Linked DNA regions of Homo sapiens: region 2 is linked to region 1. Evidence: chromatin contacts called from ENCODE Hi-C or POLR2A ChIA-PET data. All regions are on one chromosome and are shown on one strand. The core of a region is the stretch at or near the end of the contact, and the rest is flanking DNA. Distances in the headings are between cores, read along the strand shown. Region 1 holds the start of MSL3 (MSL complex subunit 3). Region 2 holds the start of GEMIN8 (gem nuclear organelle associated protein 8).

What was found. Hi-C counts contacts between places; a loop is a spot of excess contacts on that map. ChIA-PET counts read pairs that join two places held with the same protein, here RNA polymerase II (POLR2A). Pooled maps may share reads with other maps.
Region 2: a loop to region 1 is called in a map of OCI-LY7, with 19 times the contacts of the local background. The contact joins the promoter of GEMIN8 here to the promoter of MSL3 in region 1. A Hi-C loop is called at or near these places in 3 of 168 maps with a recorded cell type or tissue (B cell, OCI-LY7 and naive thymus-derived CD4-positive, alpha-beta T cell) and 10 of 50 pooled maps. POLR2A ChIA-PET finds 5 or more read pairs at or near these places in 1 of 52 experiments (HEK293).

The regions. Positions count from the first base shown.
Region 1 is chrX:11,756,717-11,759,486 of GRCh38, forward strand. MSL3 (MSL complex subunit 3) reads left to right here and starts at 1,521. Exons shown (of 13, transcript NM_078629.4): 1 at 1,521-1,649. The coding sequence starts at 1,548. MSL3-DT (MSL3 divergent transcript) reads right to left here and starts at 1,367. Exons shown (of 2, transcript XR_007068393.1): 1 at 36-1,367. RefSeq lists silencers at 1,061-1,260, 1,281-1,430, 1,441-1,820 and an enhancer at 1,674-1,968.
Region 2 is chrX:14,028,445-14,031,214 of GRCh38, forward strand. It overlaps GEMIN8 (gem nuclear organelle associated protein 8), which reads right to left and starts at 1,448. Exons shown (of 5, transcript NM_001042479.2): 1 at 1,333-1,448. RefSeq lists enhancers at 1,037-1,537, 1,538-2,038 and silencers at 1,415-1,614, 1,649-1,788.

The sequences.
Region 1 (2,770 bases), core at 271-2,770:
ATAGCCTTATTCTGGCGGATGCAGCTATTACTCACCCAATTCCTTGGGCCAGAAAACCTGGAAGTCTCTCAAGATTCCTCCTTCCCTCTCCTTCACATCCAATTGGCCACTGAGTTTTGTGGGTTCTATTTCCTAAATCAATCTGTTCATTCATTCCATATTATGTGCCACGAATACGCCGTGATGAATTGGATAAGACCCCTACCCCCAGCTTCAAAGAGCTTACTGTCTTAATGAGGTCATTTTGCAAATGAACAACCCATTCTATAGCACAGTGGTACATGCAAGAAAGGGGTTAAGCAGAGTCCTGGGAGGGAACACCTCAGGGCTTTATGATTCATCTTGGGAAGCCTGAGGGCTTTTCTGTTGGCATGCCCACGCTGAAATGTGAAGGATGTATACCAGGAACCTGGTGAAGGAAGCGTGCAGAGGGGAAGCAAATGCAACTTTCTGGAGGCTAGAACAGAGAAGGGGAAGTTCACCAGGTCCGCAGAGATTAGCCTGGAAGCTGGTCTCCAGCCCGGTCCTAATCCAGTAATTACACTGCCCAACGGCTTTCCAAAACTCAAAAGAAAAAGCCCAGCACTGTCCTTCCTGTCCCTGGAAGTTTGTCCTTCAAGTCTCCCATCACTTGTCATTCGCTCATCAAGTATTTACTTAACATCCACTCTGTGCAGGTACCATATTGATAGCGGCCTCAAGGGTGCTTCTATTTAGGGAATTTTTAGTCTATTGGAGCAGATAGACCGTGGGGGGCATTCCGGGGATGCTGGGGGCTGTCAGGCCACGCTAGAAGCTGACACTGAAGACGTCAGCTACTCTTTAAGGACCCATCTGCCTCGCTGCCCACTGCTCAACCCGTCACTGGGGGCTCCAGGCCTGCCACCGGCTTGTCCTCTGAAGGGATAAGCAAGTGTTCTATTCACAGCCCGGAGTGCCCTTCTGCCCTCGCCCGAGGCCACTGCCCGCCTGGGGCCAGCTCCAGCGCTGCGTTCTCCAAGCGTGGCCACACTCATCGGCGCGCTGCTCTGCCAAGGGGGCTGACGCGGCGCGCACGGCCAGGGAGCTCTTGGGGGCAGACGCCGTCCAGCCTCCCGGCCGCCGGGTGCCTACTCCAGACCGGCTCTCTCTCTCCCTAGGCGCCTCCCACGCCCGGGCCGGAGAGCGGGCGCTCGGGGCGACGGACGACCCTGCGCGCACGTGGGCGCAGCCTGGAGGCCGCGGGGACCCTCTCCCATGGGGGCGACGGGAGACGTCCTGCCGGTAGACCTTGGCCAGGGGGTCGCGCTCCCCGCCCGCACCCCTCCCGGAGCCCCGGCGGGGACGTGCGGGGACGCGCCCGGGCGGGAGCGCGCGCGCCAGGCGCCTCCGAGGTCCCGGCAGCGGCTCGGGGCGGGCGGAGGAGGGGCCGAGGGCGGGGCGGCCGCAGCCTCCGCCATTCCCGGCCCCCCCCGGCCACGGCGCACCGCCTCCCCGCCCCCGCCCGCCCTCCCCCACCGCGCGCGCTCCGCCCGCCCCGGAGCCTCGCCCTCCGCCACGATGAGCAAATGAGCGCGAGCGAGGGCATGAAATTTAAATTCCACTCAGGGGAGAAAGTGCTGTGCTTCGAGCCTGACCCCACCAAGGCGCGAGTGCTGTACGATGCCAAGGTGCCGCCGCGGAGGGACAGGGAGGAGGCGCGGGCTGGGGGACCCGGGACCGGGGGCGGGGGCGGGGGCGGACGGCCGCGCGGAGCTGAGGGACCGGCCGGGCTCCTCGGCCTGCGAGGAGCGGTGCGGCCGGCAGGGGGCGCTCACAGGGCGCTACGCCCGGGAGTCGGGGCGGGGTCTGGGATGCTTCCACTTCCTTCCGTCAGGCCGGGCGGCGCACGCGCGGTTGGGAGCCTCGCCCATGCTTTGTCGCGTTACCGGGGCTACCGTTTGCGCCCCCGACTGCAACGGTGGCCGCTGAGGGAGGAGGCTTCTCGAATACGGTTTCTGTCTTCGCGTTAAATGTCTCCTTCTGTGCGGCCTGGTGCCGGGTGGGCTCCTGTGGGACGCCCTGGCCGTCCGATCCAGGTTCTAATTCATAGTTACACGGCGCTGGCCGCTGACTTGCGACGTTGTGTCCCTGGGACCCTAGTCCAGTTTAGGCCCCATCCCGCCTGTAGGCCGTGAACCCCATCCCGAGGGCAAGGTTGGCCCAGTGTTTTCGTACCCCAGGGCCTTGCAGCATTTACGTTTTCAAACTCTGAAGGATTTACGTGGGTCTGACCATAGTTGATGGGAATCGCGCCCCGGGCCGGTCCACCTAAGTCTCCGGGAGCTGAGCCACATCTTGCAGCTCCTCAGATTTGGGTGGCGGGCAGGAGTTGGCACCAGGTCTCCCAGATCCCCAAGGAAAGCACCCAGGTGCTTTCATTTCAGAGACCTGGGTTCCTAGGGCCACCTGGGCGAAGCCTTAGGCGGCAGGGACAGGGGCAGTCCCAGGTGTGTCTTTGGCGATGTCTGGACAGCTCTGTCCATTAGAGATGCTAAAGGACATCCCTAAAGGGATGAGCATATTCTGCCTTCAGTTCCCTCCCCTGCTGCTCCTGTCTTTTAACCGCGTCTGCTATCCCTCTTTCTCCTCGCCCTCCAGCCTCCTCGGGGCGGAGGGGGGGGGGCACGCCCCATCATTAGTTTTAGTTGTTCCCTCTAGGGACACAACAGGGAGGGATTCCAGAGTCTCCAGCTAGCCATCCTGGCACTGGACATAGGGGAGCCCAGGAGACTACAACTCCCAGAGCTCT
Region 2 (2,770 bases), core at 198-2,697, 2.3 Mb after region 1:
TATTTGATCAACTACATTCTTTTTTCACTTGTCCAGCTGTTCCGTGGCTGAATTTCCTCTTGTAGAGAAGTTGTTCAAAAAAAGTTCTGTACCTACTTTGCAAACTCTCCAATTTACACTCTAGCCTTAACTGTTCAAAACTTTCCCCCGTCATTCTCATCTCACCCTATCCTTTAAAAAAAAACCCAAAATGATTAATCACCATCTATAGAACAGTTTCAGAATGAACATTTCTCTCTGGAACTTTAGTTTGTATACTTCCCCAGCACAGCAATGAACACACAGAGGGGATTTATACACCTGTGAACTTGCTTTCAGTTATGCTTATTCCAAGTTACTAACCAGCAGTCTTTAAAAATATATGGTTTCTGTTCACATTGAAATTACAAAGAGACTGTTATTCCGATAAATTATGCTAGCAAAAATAGTATTTTTAAAGGGTAGCTCTCATCCTACAATTCATGGGGGCTGTGAGCATAAATAATCCTAGAAGTGTTGCGTTACTAATCTTTAGTCTAGATTTTTTAAGTAATATTGTTCTGATTTGAGATGAAGAACAGCTGAATACACAGCCTAGCCTGTCAAACGAGTTTAAAAACATCATTCCTGAAAAAAATAAAATTGTTCAGAACCATCTGATCTGTACTAAGGGAACATCAAGATTTCAGAGCTAAAATGCACTTCGTTGGCCACTGGTTCAATTACAGCTCATTACTGATAAGTGGGCAGAGACACAAGGCCCATAAACTGTAGGCGCCAGATGTCTCAAGATAACTCCCACCAAAAGCTGACCTCCTGCAGAGGTTAAAGTGCAAGAGAAAAGAAAGAAACCCGAATTTTTGAGCAGAGAGGGCAATATCCTAGACATCCTTCAAGTATGTGGCTGTCCTGGGCGATCTTCTATTCAGATACTGGACTGGATGGGCAAAATCCGAATTCACCTACAGACCTTAACACGGTGGTTCTCGGCACCCCAGAATCACCTGGGCAGCTTTAAAAACTACCGATGCCAGGGCCCCACTATTAGAGATTCTGATTTCATTGGTCCGGGATGGGGGCCCGGGGATCAGAATTCTTAAAGAGTCGTCCAGTGATTCGGAAGCACTGCAGAGCTGAGAGCCTCTGGGACTGGTCCCCTCTCACAATTAACCTGCAATGATTTAGGAATCTCATGGGCCTCCGGCCCCACCTTTTGTCGCGGGATTAAGATAATTATGAGAGCAACGTGACGTCCAAGACCTCGGCTCTCTGCGCATCAGAAGAAGCCAGGGCCCGGGGCGTCTAAGCTCCTCCCTCACTCCCCAAAGGAAACCCAGCCGTCCCCGAAGTCACCTCGTGGGCGCGCAGCTTGCGGATCCTGGGCGTTGGCCGCGCAGGGGCCTAGTTTTCCTTGGAGAGACAGAGGGGGAGTGGGGGACGCGAGGGAGGCGGCTGTTGCCGGGGCGACTGGAAGCGCGCTTCCGGTGCGGAACACGTGGCGTGGCGCGGCGCGCCGGAAGTCCCCCCCTGTGTCGCGGACGTCACGTTCGCACCGCAGGCGGTGCAGTGCTGGAGGCCGGAAGCTGCCTGCTAATCGGCTACCCCGAGTGGAGCGCCGGGGCGGCAGGCGTGGGATGGCTGCGGGTGGCGGGGCCGGCGGAGAGGGAGCTGCACCGGGCGGGGCACTGGGACTGTGGCGGGCACCCGCGCCGGGGGTCGGACGGTGCTTCTGCACCGGCGAGATAAGGGTCGCTTCTGCACCGCCCGGGTTTCCAGCCTTTAACTTTTTGTCCTTTCCTCAGCTTTCTTCGTTTTCCTTCCCTTGTCTTTACTTAGCCTTTTCTTTCTTCCTTTCTGTTTTCTTTCTTAACTAAAACAGTTTTAGTTTCTTAATTTGTCCCAGCGTAAAACACCCAGTCTTTGAAAATAGATTAACCCAGATCTCAGTTTGAGTGCGAGTCCAGTGCTAAGTTTGTAACTTCCCCAAGCCTCGTGTGTCTCATCTATAAGATATGCATAACCTAATGCAGAGTGCCTGATGCATTGCAGCAGACAAAACATTAGTACTAATATGTTTGTAATTATAACCATCACAGCAATACCTGCCCTGTTAACATTACAAGAGTCATTAACAAGAACCAAGCATAAACAATTAGAAGTCTTACGTGACATATCATTTCTGGGGCAATTACCATATTTAATACTTTCTGGGAATTTATTCCAAGGAAAAACAGGTACGAACCAGATAGATGTTTATTACAGAATTATTTTAAAAAGTGAAAATTGGAAAAGACCTAAATGCCCAACAAGGAAATGGCTAAGTCAATTGGGTGGTATTAATGACGTGACATTACTGTATTATTCCTGGACTACAGAAGAATTAAAATGGTATAGAAGAATATTAACTTTAACAAATATTTACTGGATGCCGGCTATGTGCCAAGTATTCTATGTTAGCGCTGTCCATTGTAACCACTACATGTGGCCCTGAGAACCTGAATTGTAGTAGTCTGAACTGAGATACACTGTAAGGGTAAATTACACTCTAGATTTTGAAGAAGAATGAGAAAAAGAATGTAAAATACCTCAATTTCTTTATAGTGATAACATCTTAGAGAAGGACTATTGAGGTTAAAGACTAAAATTTGATCTTTATCTTTTTACTTTATTAGTGTGGCTACTAGAACATTTAAAATTATATATGTGGCATGCATTGCATTTCTATTGTACCGTGGTATTCTATTTACCGGATACACAGTAGTAAACAATACAGTTTTGGGGCTCATAAAAT